Regions from separate parts of the Homo sapiens genome. Here region 1 is linked to region 2. The links are chromatin contacts, found by Hi-C or POLR2A ChIA-PET in ENCODE. All regions are on one chromosome and are shown on one strand. Each heading gives the region's core, a stretch centred on a gene start or an enhancer-like site at or near the end of the contact. The rest is flanking DNA. Distances are from core to core; before and after follow the strand shown.

The links. A loop is a pair of places that touch in the nucleus more often than their neighbours do. ChIA-PET counts read pairs that join two places held with the same protein, here RNA polymerase II (POLR2A). Pooled maps may share reads with other maps.
Region 1: a loop to region 2 is called in a map of HepG2, with 6 times the contacts of the local background. The contact joins two enhancer-like sites. A Hi-C loop is called at or near these places in 2 of 168 maps with a recorded cell type or tissue (HepG2 and heart left ventricle) and 1 of 50 pooled maps. POLR2A ChIA-PET finds 5 or more read pairs at or near these places in 2 of 52 experiments (PC-9 and activated T-cell).

The regions. Positions count from the first base shown.
Region 1 is chr1:117,629,392-117,636,716 of GRCh38, reverse strand. No RefSeq gene overlaps it. Among named protein-coding and RNA genes, the nearest start is that of TENT5C, 27 kb to the right of the region's middle. RefSeq lists enhancers at 5,308-5,858, 5,859-6,409. Within about 2 kb of position 4,103, at least 10 of the 41 ENCODE cell types and tissues checked have a DNase peak (open chromatin) inside an H3K27ac peak, as active enhancers do.
Region 2 is chr1:117,693,125-117,700,794 of GRCh38, reverse strand. It overlaps the pseudogene LOC100192389. Among named protein-coding and RNA genes, the nearest start is that of TENT5C, 91 kb to the right of the region's middle. RefSeq lists an enhancer at 1,435-2,014 and a silencer at 2,063-2,238. Within about 2 kb of position 4,499, at least 10 of the 41 ENCODE cell types and tissues checked have a DNase peak (open chromatin) inside an H3K27ac peak, as active enhancers do.

The DNA.
Region 1 (7,325 bases), core at 2,854-5,353, 64 kb after region 2:
GGCAACTAAAAACACAAAACAAAACAATCTTTCCACCCCCAATCTAGTAGTCTAAAAAAAATGACAGGCAAATCGGTCCCTTTAATCGAGTCCACCTTTTAAAAATTGAATCCTAAGTGTGGACATCTAGCTTACTGGTCTGATGTTTTCCTCATGAAGATCTGTGACATGTGTTCAAGTGTCCTCCGTCCCCTGGGATGTCATCTTCTAGGCTGGTCACCCTCATTCCGGCTCTAAGGACTCTCCCACTGTCCCTGTTCCCATCATGCACCTCCTCCTTAACCCTTAGGACTGCGGCTTCCAAACTCCAGGGCACCTGAGAACTATCTGGACATGATTCCCTGGCCCTTCCTCAGCCCTTCCGCAGTCCCTCTAAATCAGAATCTGAGGGCGGGATCCTGGGAGTCTGCATTTTGAACTAGCACTCTAGGTGATTTTAATCAGGCACCAGAGGACCAAAATGAAGGTTGCTTCTTTACTGATGAATCGCTTTGTTTAAGCACCCGTACTCACATATCTAGACTACTGTTTATTAACTGTCGACATAGTGCTAGGGTCTTTACTAAGTTTACCTCCTCTAATCCTTATACTAACTGCAGCAGGTAAGCATCCCCATTTCTATAGCCACAGAAAGAGAGCTTGTCAAATGTCACAGGGTTAGGAAATGGCAGGGTAAAGTCCATCCAGCTCCCCAGCCCACTCAGTTCTCACTCTCAGTGCCTGTTCCCTCTGCAATGGAAAAGAGAGAAGCCCAAGAGGAAGCAAGCACTGGGCTCTTTTCGCAGCCTCATTCACTTCAGCCTCTCCCTCCCTAGGCAGTAGGGCTATCCTCTGCCTGTTCTTATTGAAACTTATTATTTTTCAGACAACTTCCTTCACGGCTTAAGCATTCTTTTAAAAATAAATTGTTTTTAATGACTTGGGATGGGGTCTCGCTATGTTGCCCAGGCTGGTCTTGAAATCCTAGGCCCAAGCAATCCTCCTGCTTTGGCCTCTCAAAGTGCTGGGATTATAGGCGTGAGCCACTGCTCCCGGCCAACTTGAGTATTCTTGACTTATTCTTGGCAGAGTGAAGCCTTTTTCATGATGGCCTTTCCTTCATCTTTTCCCTTGCAAACCTGAATGGCCCGCAGAGTTACACTGATATCGTCAGGGTTCTCCCTATCCCCCTTTGGACTCATCAAGGGTAAGTCTGAATGGATAGTTTTCCATTTGGAACGTCCTCTCATCAGGAGCATTTGGTATGTCTGGATTTCATTTCTCCAACTTCTGACAACCTGCATCCATGCTGCAGGCAAAGAGGCTGAGCTCCCGGGGCCAGGAGTCTGATTCCAGTGGGGCTGACTTTGCTGGCCATGCCTGGGGGTCCAGTGGGCTGCTGCATTTTCAAACAGTCCCTACCCACTGCCCCCACAGGAAAGTGGTAAAGGGCTCTGCAGTCCACCCTCAGGACACCAGAACAAAGGGGGTCCTAAGTTAGCCTTGGGGGTGCACCTGGGGACTGTGGGCAGGAAGGATATATTGACACAACAATATGGGGTGCAACTTTAAATTCCAAACAAATTGTCCCAAGCTCTTTCAGAGGAGTTCTAAGGAGTAGAACCAGCCTGCCTAGCAGGTGTTCTAATATTTGGGGGCTCTATGAAGAACTGAGGAAGGAAGTCTACACTTGCTGGGAACATCCGAAATTGTGACCCTGATGGGAAGAGGAGATTCTCCAGTGGTGAGGGGCATGGTGGAAGGTGGGCCAACAGGACCATCTGGGACCAGAGGGCAGTGAAGCCCACGTGGTTGGAACTTCAAGGCCCAGCTTCAGAGTTGCAGTGACAGCAACTCATGCTGTCAACGGGCAACCACAACCAACCCTGAGGAGGTGCAATGGAGGAACCACTAAGGAGGCAGGTAATACCCAGCTCACAGGACTGGCAGTCTGCAGTTCTACCTTACTGAGGAACATGGTGGGGGCGGGAGGAAGGCAGAAAAAAACAGGGGGAGGGTCTTGCCCTGAGGCACCCTGTCCTCTAGTTCATGGGTTGGAAACTCCAGCCAGTGGGCCAAATCTGTCCTGCTGCTGGTTTGTGAACAGCCAAAATAGGCTGGATTTTAAATGATTGGGGAAAATCAAAGGAATATTTCATGCTACGTAAAAATGACATGAAATTCGAATGTCAGTGTCCATAAATACAGTTCTATGGGAACAGCCTTGTGTGTCATTGATGGCTGCTTCTGTGATACAACATTGGTGGAATATTTGTGACAGAGACCCGCAAAGCCTATGATATTGACTATTTAGGCCTTTGCAGAAAAAGATTGCTGCCTCTGGATTCAGAACAACCCTCATCATGTCCCCAGTAAGTTATTTCTCTAATTGGTTTCCACCGTGGTGGGGTCAGAGACTCACCCGAGCTGATCCCCCGTGGCTGAGCAGGGTCTCTCTCCCTGCCCTCTTTCACCAGGCCTGGACCGCTGACCCTATTTGAAGTCACTAAATGCTCTTCGGGTGGAAGAGGCACTTGTCTCACAGGAAAACACAACCATGTTAGGGACTGTGAGTGTGTCCCAGGTCCAGGGCTTGCATGGTGGAGGAACCTCTGAAACAGCAGCTTTGGAGGGAGGGCACGCCCCTGCCATGCAAAGTCCTCTTTGTTGATCAACACCATTATTAGAAATGTGCACATCCCAGCAAAACCAGCAGGTCACACATTTACAAAAGTGCCTGCCACACTAGAGCAGGAGGGTTCTGGGCCTTTTCAATGTGCAGATTCTAATTCCTGGTACAGGGAAGTTGCTCAGTGAAAGGACAAAATGACTTCAGTGTATAGAGTTTGCCACAGTCCTCCGGAGCAGTACCTTTCATTCTCTGCTTACCCTCAGCAGAGGAGTGGGAGAAGTGGGTCTGAAGTTCTGGGGAACTTCGGTGAGTTGGCAATACCTCAAGAGTGAGGCTAATGGGTTGCTTAGTAGGAATTATGATGATATTGCAACCCACAGGCCAATGGGCATCAGGGCAGTCGGCCAGGACAGAGCACTGGCCAGTGCCCTAGGCTCCCAGCCCAGCAGCTGGACACGGTCCACACTGTCTTGGCGCCAGGTGTGAAACTGCCAGCCCAGGCAGCTGTGCAGGCTGTGGTGTGTTGCTCAACCTCTCTGAGCCTTAGTTTCTCTTCCGTTAAGTAGTGGGTGGAGTAGGGAGAGAGACTACTGCCCTTAGCTGGCAGGGCTGTCACGAGCATCGTGAAAGTGTGTATCATGCCCTTAACTGGCCTCTTTAGGTCTTAATAAATTGTAGCCAGTGTTTTTACTTCCTGATGTCCAGCAGAACCAAAGAATCTGTGGCACACATATGTTAATGCTTTAAATACCACTTAAGACATTTCTCTTAACTCCCAAAGCAGACTGTAAACTCCTCTAGAGCAGAGGATATCAAGTAATAGATACCGTCTACGGGCACCCGGTACTGGGCTTGGAGCTTTATTAAAAAAATACCTGGCTTTCCTAATTCTTAGGAGCCCCAAAGCCGGCATCATCATCACCTGCATTGTACCCACAAGGGCACTGGGCTTGGAGCGGTTTATGCAATCACAAGGGGAGCAGAGGAGCATGCTGAGCTGGAGTCTCCAGCTCCAAAGCTCCAGCTCTTCTGCCCCACTGCCTGTCTGTAAAGGGCTCCTCACTTTGAATCCCTTGAACCCTACTGGGCACCAAACTGCCACTCAAACAGCAAGCCAGAAACCTGGCCACAAGCCTCTGGTTTAATGTTTCCTAAAGGAGGGACTGTGCCCGATTCAGCAGCATCCAAAATTCAAAAGGCAAAGTCAAAGAAGAGTTCATTTCCTTTCAGTAATATCTAAAGTAGGATGGAAAATAAGCCTGCTGAAAAGCTGCCTCTTTTGCCAGAGCTAGAGAGAGAGAGGGAGCACCTCTCCTGCTGTTCCTGGTCAGATCAGGTGAAGGCCAAGGAAACTGATCTCTCACGGTAGGGGGAGGGGATGAAGGGCACAGGGACAACAAGGTACATGCAGTTGACTTAAGAGCAGGGAAAAAACCACAGAGGAATGTTTTGTGTGGGATCCTGAGATAGCAGGGGATATGAGGACCAGAGGCTGCCGCAGACCATTCACAGCCACCCAAGCGCTGCTTCTCCCAGGCTCCCGCTTACCTGAGCCAATGTAAAGATTCTTTTCAAAAAAGTCTTTGCTAGCTGTAGTGTTTATTTAAGGATAAGATGACCCAACTTCCACTATATTTAGTGCATGAAAAACCACAGGTGTTTGACTCCAGGAACTGCTTAGGGTTGTGCTATTAGTTTTCTGACTCCCCTCCCTTCTTGGTTTCATTGTTTCAGCATTGCAGGTGAGCTGGTTTCCTGACTTCTGCAAAAGCCCTCCTGCACTCCCCCGCCCTCCTCTCCAGCCTGCAGGTAGTTTAAATACCCCCATAGTACATGGCTGCCTGGATAAGGTGTGGGGGAAACTGTGATGCTGTTTCCATTTCAATTCTAATTTAAAATGCCATGCCAACCACAATAGGCACCCTATTTTAACTTCATCAGTTGGCTTAATTTTTAATTTTAACTAATCAATTTAATCAGTGGCTTTGTCCTCCTCCTCATTCCTCTTGAAAGGCTTCTGTTGGAAGGCAGGATATTTGCTCTCCCGTGCCTCTTCCATGTGCCACCCTGTAAAATGCAGGACAAAGACAAAATAGCATACTGTAAAAGAACTGACAGCTGGAGCCTGGGAGTCAGACACCCCAGAGCCAGGTGCTGGCTGCAGCAGCTGTATGACGTTTAGGTTTCCTCACCTGTAAACCTAATCATCCTATCTCAGACTTTTTGGAAGATTAAATGCTAATGCTTAGCATGGGACCTGGTGCTCCATGAGCATTCCCCAAACATGTTAACGAGCCTGCAATGGGTCCCCCCACACCTGATTCACAAAGGGAGGGTTGTCTGAGGAAAGCTGCTGGTTTGTCCAAGGAATTCCTTTCCTGGATAAGTGGAAACGGATCTATTACCAGGCAACTCAACACCTCTTAGGCCCTTGAGAGGGGGCTGACATAAAAACTAATATTTGCAGGGTGAGTTATAGTTTACAGAGTGTTTTCAGTGTTGTAATAGTGGGGGAACCAGGCTTTGCAGTCAAATCTTTGTGCATGGGCTCTGTCTCTTACAAGATACGTAACCCTGGGCAACTCAGAGGCGCACTGAGCCTCTGGCTCCTGTGTACAGTGGAAACACTGCTACCTAGCTCACGTTTCTGAGACCTGCAAGCTATGTATATGCAATGTGTACTTGGTCAACCTAAAGCCTTAGTCTAAAGTGAGGAGTTCTCATTCCATTTTCTCATGGGTTTAGTTCCCAACAGGCCTCTTGAGAAAAACCTCATTTACTATCCATATGGAAGGGATGGATTGAAATGGCTGAAAACAGCCTGGCCAAAGTTGCTGTGGTGCTGCCCGTCTCCATCTCTCTCTCTCTCGAACACTATAGCCTCGGATACCTTTTTTCCAGGGAAGCACCCGAAAGAAAGGCAGCGACTCCAGCTTCTCATGCCTTTCCCTTAGGGACATTTCCCATTTTCGGAAACTTCCTAAGTAAAAGGTGGCCCTGGGATGGCCTGCTGTGGTGAAAATGCCCTGAGCTGGGAGACCTGTGATCCAGTCATGGCCAGAACAGGTAGCCTGCGTTGCTCTGAGCTGGGTGAGGAATGGTATGAAACCAAGCCTCCCGACAGGCTCCAGCTCCCTAGATTCTGGGCGGCACTGACAGAAACCTGCTTGAGAGAGTGATGACAGTCAGAGTACTGAGGAGTGGCTCACCGCCAGGGCAGCACATGCTTCTAGGTAGCATTTATCCCCAGGGAAGGACACAGTCCCGTGTTGCAGAAGGCACAGGGCCAGGAGGCAGGAAACCAGCACCGTGGCCCCAGGTCCAATGCCGTCACTTCGGACAGGAAGTCGCTTGACTCAGCTTTTAGGCAGGGAGCAGGGGTAGACCACTCAGCCCAGTCTGGGCACCACCCCTGACTTGCCTCTGACTCCACCTGCCATAAGTGCATACGGAGCTGAAGGCCTCTGGAGAGGATGAGGCTCCAGGCCAAGGTAAGGTGGCAGAATGGCACCATCACACTGAGGCTCTGGCTGCTCAGAGGTCATATGGAAAACCCCCACAGGTCCTGCTGATGCTCTCAGCATCTTCCAGCTGATACTAACCCCAGATTACAACCAAGCGCATTACTATCCCGCCCAGGCGACTACTCGGACAGTGAAGGAGAAAAAGAATCCCCGCTCGTTTAGAAGTGTACTTCTGGAACCCTAGAGGTCCCGGGTGGCAACGACGGGAGCTTCATTCCAAGGCTGAGGAATGAACACTTGGGGATGGCATGAGAGGAATTCTACTAAAACACCAGAAGGATAGGTCTGCCAGGAGGACTGGGTGGGTGGGGAGTTTGAAATAATACTGCTGAGCGTGAAGACTGCAACCCTTAGTACTGACCTTGCTCAGGGGCCAAGAGCTTGTGTTCAATTGTGTTAGTGTCCGGGACATGACTACTCATTCCAGGAAGCTGGGCACCAGCACATCCCACACAAGTTGTCCTGCGTATAAATATTGGTCTGGACAAGGGGACTGAAATGGTTTCTGGCACCAAAATGAGGCATTACAACACATTCAGGTAAATATCCAGGATTCAGCCTCTAAGTGGCTAATGGCCCAAGGACAAGTCCTCCAGGGAAAACCCATCCAGTTCAACATTTGAAGCACCAAATCTATGCCAGTTATGTGAAAAGTGGGCAGAGAATGAAGCACGCAGGTGTTCACAATGTGGGTGAAGAGCTGATGCAACCCAGTAAGAACACGAATAGAAAAAGCAGGAAGGGGGAGGTGGCAGACATAGGGCCTGGTAAGCCAGAGGAGGTGAGGATTAGCTGAGATTTTAGAAGCCTGCTGTGGGGTCACGTGCACGGAAGAAGCTGTGTGCTCCAGAACTCCAAGTAGGCCAGCTTAGTATAGTAGGTCAAAGGATAGGAAGGTAGACTGGGGCTAGCTAGCTCCAGACATCTGCTCTTGCACAGACATGTTGAGTCTGACATCTGCTCTTGCACAGTAGGGTCTTACACAGGTTTTAATGTATGGGAGGGGCCCAGGCACATCTGTTTTAGAAAAAGCCCTTGACAGAGTCAAGAAAAATAGAGACAAGACTCATGAAATAGCCCAAGCAAGAGCTGAAGGCAACCAAGAGGGCAGAGTCAAGGAACATTTCAGAAGGTACACGCAGTAAAAATGGGGAGGAAGAAGATCGTGGGGATGGCTGATGGGCAAGCAT
Region 2 (7,670 bases), core at 3,250-5,749:
AGAATGAAGATACTGACAATACTGATGGGTGTGATCTGGAAGGAGTCAGGGTGGCTTTTTCCATTTACCATCAGGGCTCAGCTGCCCTTTGCCTCTGTTCCCTTTATTCCCTGGTTCTAGCCTCCCTTGCTCTTCCTCCACACTGGGTTGTAATCATCTGTTTCTGTCTGTCTCCTCCACAGACTATGAGATCTTTGAAGATAAGTCTATTTTGAATTTATCTTTGTGCCCCCAAGAGCAGTGCTTACTAAACAGTTGATATAAAATAACTATTGCTGGGTGAATAATGAGATCCCAAAAAGATGCCAACTGCTTCCCACTCTTGCCACCCAATGCACCCCAACCCACACAAGAGCTCACAGCTCTGCTGGTCCTCACTAAGGAAAGATGGGGCCCCAGCTCTGGTCTCACCATAGCTTTCATACAGGGGCCAAGATGTAAGACAGTGGAGGAAGAATGAGAGGGGACAAAAATCAACCAAAATTGGCCCACTGGAAGTGGGTGCTGTGCTGAGCCAGGTGCCCATCTGATAAAAATCAAGGTTTCAGGAGATTGGATAGTGAGGTACAGAGAGATGGGGGATCTTGGGTTTGATTGAGAATGATTGACTGTAAGACAAGCTGCCTTATGAGGATGTTGCAACACCACTGAGTGAGTTTTCTGAACCTGAACAAGGCAACAGCAGCACCACAGAATCTGTCAAAACACAAGAAATGAAGTGGACAAACCTAGCTTACATTACCTCCACAAGAACACTGCCCCCACATCAGAAATGGACACCTAGCTCTCTTTTTATGGGTGGATTTTTTTAAAATGCATGGATACAAAATGTTTTCTTTCAGTTTCCTAATTTAAATCTAATCTAAATCCCAATTTAAACCTTTTAGTAATAAAAATTAAAAAAGATATACCCATTTGGCTGTGGCAGCAAAGTGCAATGTGAAAACATTTCCCAGAATAAGAAACTGAGATTTCTCAGGAATGCAGAGGATTTGAGTCTTTGAGCCTAAAATTCTTCATATGCTAGCTTGTATTTGAACATGATTGGTTAAACACTTGCCTTTAACTCTGATTTGACTTTACTGTGAGAGTTTAGCACTTCCCAAAGAGTTATCCGTGTCCAGTGAAAAAAGAAGATTGAAGATATAAGAGAGAAAGGCAAAGAAAGAGGAAGCCAGACGTAACAATTATTAACTTCTCATATTACCCCTATTTTCAGAAGCCTTCTGAGTGGATATGCAGGAAACTTATAGATATCATGAATATAGAGATATCCCAGTCACTAATTTCTGAGATTTCTAAGACTCTCCAAGGTATTTTCAAACTTTGAATAAATTTGCAAATTAAAAAGTTATCTGACAGTTAAAATTTTATATATCAACCAGAGGCACACACTAGGGCCTTGATAACATTGTTGTGGTCTTCTAGCTGATAGGCCAAAGAAAGAGGCTGACAAATCCAGTTTCTTAGAAAGAAACATTTAGTAAGGATGTAATGAACAGAAGCCATGTCTGTGTCTTGTTTGGCCACAAGACAAGATGGTGGATCCCCCTACCATTACCCACCAGACCCAGGGATTATATACCACAGGGGAGGGGCACACTTGCCTCAGAGGGAATGAGTAGGGACTTGCCCTAAGGGCAGGCTTTAAGGTGTTTTCTCTTTTAGAAAAGAAACTCTTTTAAGTGTTTCTCTTTTAGAAAAAGAAAGAAAGAAAAGATGTGTAGATGTTCTTACACAAAGAACAATAGATAAACTGGAGCTCTAAAAGGCATTCCTGGAACTGGGGTTAATCAGAAGTCAACCTGGCAGGTTAGCATCCAAGATGGAGCTGCTTTAGTCTCCACAGAGGATCATTAATCCTAATTCTCTGCCAACGCTTTTATCTTCAGAGAAAGAGAATGTGCTGTAACCATATCTTTTATATATCTAATTATAAACTATTCCTTAGAAAAGAGAGGGCTTTTTAGCTTATTGTAAAACTTCCCATTCCGTGTGTTAATTAAGAAAACAGCTAGCCAGAATATCTTTAAGTAATTTTTCTCTCCTTCAAGCTTCTAGACAAAAACAAACCTCTGTGTTATCTTGGGTTCCTCTTGCTCCCTTACCTCCCACACCCAGGAGGCTGCCAAGTGCTGTCAGTCCTGCCCTTGCAACATCTCTTCTGTCGTCCCCACCCCTCTCTCCTGCTGCTGCTTCGGAGTTAGCTTCCTTGCTGGCCTTCTGGTTTCCTGTCTGTCCTCCTCCACTCTGTTGTCCCCATTACTGGTAGATTCATCTTTGTCCAGCGCCTGGGACACAGTCATGGCTTAGAAATGCTCATCAACTCTGAAGCTCTGATTTTTCCAACATCTTATTCAGAATTCTGCAGGCATCCCTCAACCCCATACATGAAGTCTGAACTCTCTAGCCTGCCACTCCAGGCCCTCCCTCATCTGACATCAGCCTACCTGTCCTTGTCACCTACCTGCTCTCATCAGGGAGCTTACATTCTGGACATGCTAAGAAGGACCTGCTTCTAGTGCTCTCCTGCTCCTCATCCTTTGCTCATGGTGTTTTCTCTACTTGCAATGCCTTGTCCCCCAAATACTACCTATTCTGCAAGACTCAAATCCAGTGCCACCTCCTTCTTGAAGCTGTTCCCAATCCCACACAGCCAGGTACATCCTCTCCTTCCTCTGCACTCACTTAGCACTCTCTGTCTCTCATGTGGAACTATTTAAGTACATGTCATTTTGCGTAGTTTGAGAGCAGCATTTGTGTGCATTTGTGTCTTCAGTGCAATGCCACACGTAAAGTGTACAACAGGGTTCCTGGTACACAGTAGGTATTCAATAAAGGTGGGAGCCTCCCCCTTCTGGTAGACGTTTTGAAAGATGAACCACTAAAATCTCATGGCAGCAACAGCAGAACTCCTTTTCTTGAGAAACCCAGGGGGTTCACATTGTGTCTGTCTGCTTATTTTAAGGAAGGTGACATGATGTAGCAGAACACAGCAGACCTGAGTCTGAGTCTGGGCTCTGCCATATAATTCCTTAGAGATTTCAGAACATTTGCCTAACTTCTTTACATTTTTCATCATTAGGGTAGCTTTCTTATTACTATATTAGAACTGTAGAAATTAGGCTTATGAAGCAAGGAGATCCCCTAAAGAGAAAGACTCAGATAAGACCTTTGTTCTTTCACATAATGACAAGGTGATGGACAGACAGATGAGGACAGACAGGAGACTCTATTCTCCCAAGCCATCCATGGCCCCAGCTTCTTTTTGTTCATTGCTCTGCCATTGCCCAGATAAACTAAAGCTTACTCATCAGCTCCACAACCATATCTCTTTCTAGATCCCAGGAAGGCAAGCAAAGAGAAAATAGCTCCTTTTATAAGGACTTCACCCCTAAAGTTGCACAGTCACTTTTGTTCAAATCCTATTGACTAGAATGATATGACCACACTTAGCTACAAGGGAGGCTGAGAAAGGCTTAGCAATCCCAGGCCTCTGATTCTTCAGTCATCCTATTCAGCAATAACTGGGAAGCCACATATACTACCAAAACTCAGAGTAGGAAGGTTCTGTTACCAAAATAAAGCTAAGAATGAATATGGGGGAACAAATACCAGTCTTTGCCATGCCTACCTCACAAAGTTGTTGCAAAGATTAAATGCTAAGATTGGAAAAGCACCCAACATTATGTGCAGCAAAGTAAATACTCATTCCTTCTAATGGAGATCAGCCTTCTCCACTTGCCTAGCAGCTTTCCACATAGCAAGCTCTCACTATGTTTTTAATGAATGAATGCTTACATAAATGAGCTCATTTTAAAGGCTCACCATTGCCAAATAGATAAAACCATTTGTAATTTGCTTATAATTGTTGTTGTATGAAAGCTTGCTGCCAAAGTAGTTTACTGTTTAAGTGGATAGGAATCTCTCTTTCTACATCATCAATTTGCTAAACAAATGGAATTATGCTGAATACTCCTAAGCCTCAAAAATTCCCAAATGAGCCGGACTAACATTATTAGATATCTACTGGCTTAGTATGTGATTGCTAAGCTACATTTTATGTGGATCTCTGCCATTTCTCCAAAGAGCAGATAGCACATTAAGTGATCCATGCCAGCCCCTCACATTCTTTGGTTTGAGCATTTATGCTTAGACTGTCTCCAGGGACACCAGGATGGAGAAGTGGATGGGCAGGCCAGTGGGGGTTCTGCTCTCCTGGAAGCCCCAGGAGAAACTGAGAGCATTAGGGGAGCCCTGCAGCTGGAGGTCTCTGCAGCCTGTGACTCCTGGGAATAAAGGACATGGGGGAAGGCTGTTCCAGATTGAGAGTGGGTGGCTCAGCTGTCAGGGATACCTGGGATTTTTCTCCCCCATGTTAAGCACTTAGCAGCCTCAAAATCCATTTCTGTTTAGTTTAGGCCTGTTGCTAGGGCTCTAGTGCTGTAGCCTGTTGCCTTAGTCAGTGGAGTCTCAGACTACTTTGCCGGAAAGTTCTTCAGCAGTGACTCAGCAAAGGACTTACAATGTCCAGAAATTGTCATTTAAAGCAATTCCCAGAGCTCTGGGAAACAGAGCAAACTGACGTAAACAGAAAAGCAACTTTTGGATGGCTAGAGAGAAGCAGCTACTGCTTCACTAGATGCAGGGTCCAGAGAAAGCCCTGGAAATGACCAGCAAAGGGTGCAAACCCGCCTTCACCCCCTTCCCAAACAAACTCTGTGAGAACCCAGGGCAGCCCCGCTGGAGGGAGGAATCAGGGTGGTTGTGACCGCCACCAATCAGCCAATCAGCACCAACGCTCTAACAACCCAGATTCCCCAGTTCTGGTCTGGCAGCTTCCCCTGTCTCTCTTCCTCCCTCAGCATCATCTCACTGGAAACAACTTCCCACTCCCTCCTCTTCGATTCCGTCAGAGTTGCTGTGTTAACCTCTTCTCTACCTTCTCGAAACCTCAGGATTTATATACTAAGATATTTCCTGAAATTGGATTGTGCTAACCAAATCTCTCATAATCTGCTCTTGGCTAGCTAATTGGACTCCTAGTTTAGTATCAAGATTTCTGGCAAGAAAATGCATTTTTAATTATGTATGTGTATGTGTGTAATCATATGGGTGTATATATAGATATATGTGTGTATATATAACTGTATGCGTGTGAATATAAATGTGTATATATGCACATATATATATATATATATATATATAATATAATAATATTTTGGGATGCCTCCTATGTCTCAGGCATTGTTCCATGTACAAGAATACAGCAGTGAGTAAAACAGGCTAAGAACCTTCCTCCATGAAGATTAGGGCAGACTCACAATAAATAAATATTACATAGTATGTGGGTATCTGTACACATACTATGTGCACACACACGCACACACGTACACACACAGTGGCTGGCACATAGCAAGTTTTCAATAATTAGATGTCCATTAAAAATAATGAGAGCAGCCAGGTGTGTTGGCTTATGCCTGTAATCCCAGCATTTTTGGAGGCAGAGATGGGAAGATCGCTTGAGCCCAGGAGTTTGAGTTGAGACTAGCCTTGGCAACGTAGTGAGACCCTGTCTCTATAAAAAAAAAAAAAAATTAATTAGCTGAGCATGATGGCTCATGCCTGTGATTCCAGCTACTAGGAAGGCTGAGGTGGGGGGATTGCTTGAGCCCAGGAGTTCAAGGCTGCAGTGAACTATGATCGTGCCACTGCACTCCGCTGGCCTAGGTGACAGAGCGGGACTCTGTCTCAAATAAAAATAAAATAATGTGAACTAATATATATTGAGTATTTATTATGTGCCAAGTGCTTTTTAAATTCTTAATAACCCTATAAAATAGAAGCTAGTATTATCTCCATTTACAGATGGAAAACTGAGGCCGAGAGAGATCATACAGCTAGGAGGTAGGAATGTGCGATCTGAGCCCAGACACTGTCTTTAGACCCTTCCTTCCTTATTCTTCCTCTTGAAAATGGGCTGTCTTTATAAAAAGGCAAGCTGTAAACTGCTCTATGTCTGCCGGTGCTATTCTAAGAAGAGCAAGTCTCTTAGAATAGAGGCTTTTCTTAGAAGAAAAAAAGTCTGGGGCAAAGAGAAACTTTAAGCTGGGTTAGCAACACAGCTCTGGAACTATTTTGACTATGTTGCCTGCAACATAATTTTTCTCTCCAGTTCTGCTTTTATCTGACAGCAGGAAAGAGGCAAAAAAAAAAAAAAAAAAAAAAAAAAGACAGCCTTTCCTCAGGTAAATCATAAACATATAGTTTTAAGTGTTTCTCGTTTAGAAAAAGAAAGAAAGAAAAGACAAGGCTAAGTGATCTCAATATATTTTTCCACATGGAGCACCTGAGAGAGAACATAATTCTTGTTGATTCTCAAAAGAGTGAAAGGAAAAGGTGGGGAAAGGAATCAGAAAAAATACCTTCAGGAGGGTTCTGATTACTGGTCAAGCCCTGCCTCAAGCCTTTGAGACCCACTGGGCTAAATAAAAGTTTCTTATAAAGGATTTCAGGAATCAAGACGTTAAAGAGCTCCAAAGGGCCTTAAATGAAAGGGTTAAGCCTAAAAATGATTCACTGTGAGTTATTTTTATAATCACTATATTTTAGTTGGTATTTGCTGAGTACCTACTCTGTACAAAGGAGCTTGCTAGATCTCTTATAGACATTATCTAATTTAGAGTTAGAAATGTGTTATCTGCATGAGCTTGAAAGAAAACCAGAAATTGGCTGGGCGTGGTGGCTCATGCCTGTAATCCCTACACTTTGGGAGGACGAGGCAGGCTGATCACTTGAGGCCAGGAGTTTGAGACTATCCTGGCCAACATGATGAAACCCTGTCTCTACTAAAAATACAAAAATTAGCTGGGCGTGGTGGCACAATAGTCCCAGCTACTTGGGAGCCTGAGGCAAGAAAATTGCTGGAACCCAGGAGGTGGAGGTTGCAGTGAGCCGATTGCATTGCACCACTGCACCACTCCAGCCTGGGCAACAGAGCAATACTCTGAGAAAGGAAAGGAAAGGAAAGGGAAAAGGGAAGGGAAAAGGAAGAAAGAAAAGAGAGACAGAAAAAGAAGAAAGAAAGAAAGAAAAGAAAGAAAGAAAGAGAGAAAGAGAAAGAAAGAAAGGAAAGAAAGAAAGAAAGAAAGAAAGAAAGAAAGAAAGAAAGAAAGAAAGGAAGAAAGAAAGGAAGGAAGGAAGAAAGGAAGGAAGAAAGAAAGGAAGGAAGGAAGGAAGAAAGAAAGGAAGAAAAACGAAAGGAAGGAAGGAAGAAAAAAGGAAGGAAGGAAGGGGACAGAAAGAGAGAAGGGAAGGAAGGAAGGAAGGGAAGGAAACCAGAAATTGGTTTTTATTAATGGTGTTTATTAATGGTGAATAAAAAACAGAACAAATTCTACCTGTGTAATGATTTAAATCTTGTTCTAAATGGAATATCAATTTTACACAGTCATTGCTATGTCAAGTTAACATTTTTTAAATTAAAAAGGTGTGAATAGAAAAACTTAATTCTCCCATTTATGTCTATGACAAACCCCTCTGTATGGCTTATCATATTGTCCTCAGCAAAGTACATTAATTACCTGTTTAGTGTATGAGGGGATAACAGCTTGGTACTGGAGATACAAAAACTGTAAGAATATGCTAATATGATAAAGAGAGTCTAAAAC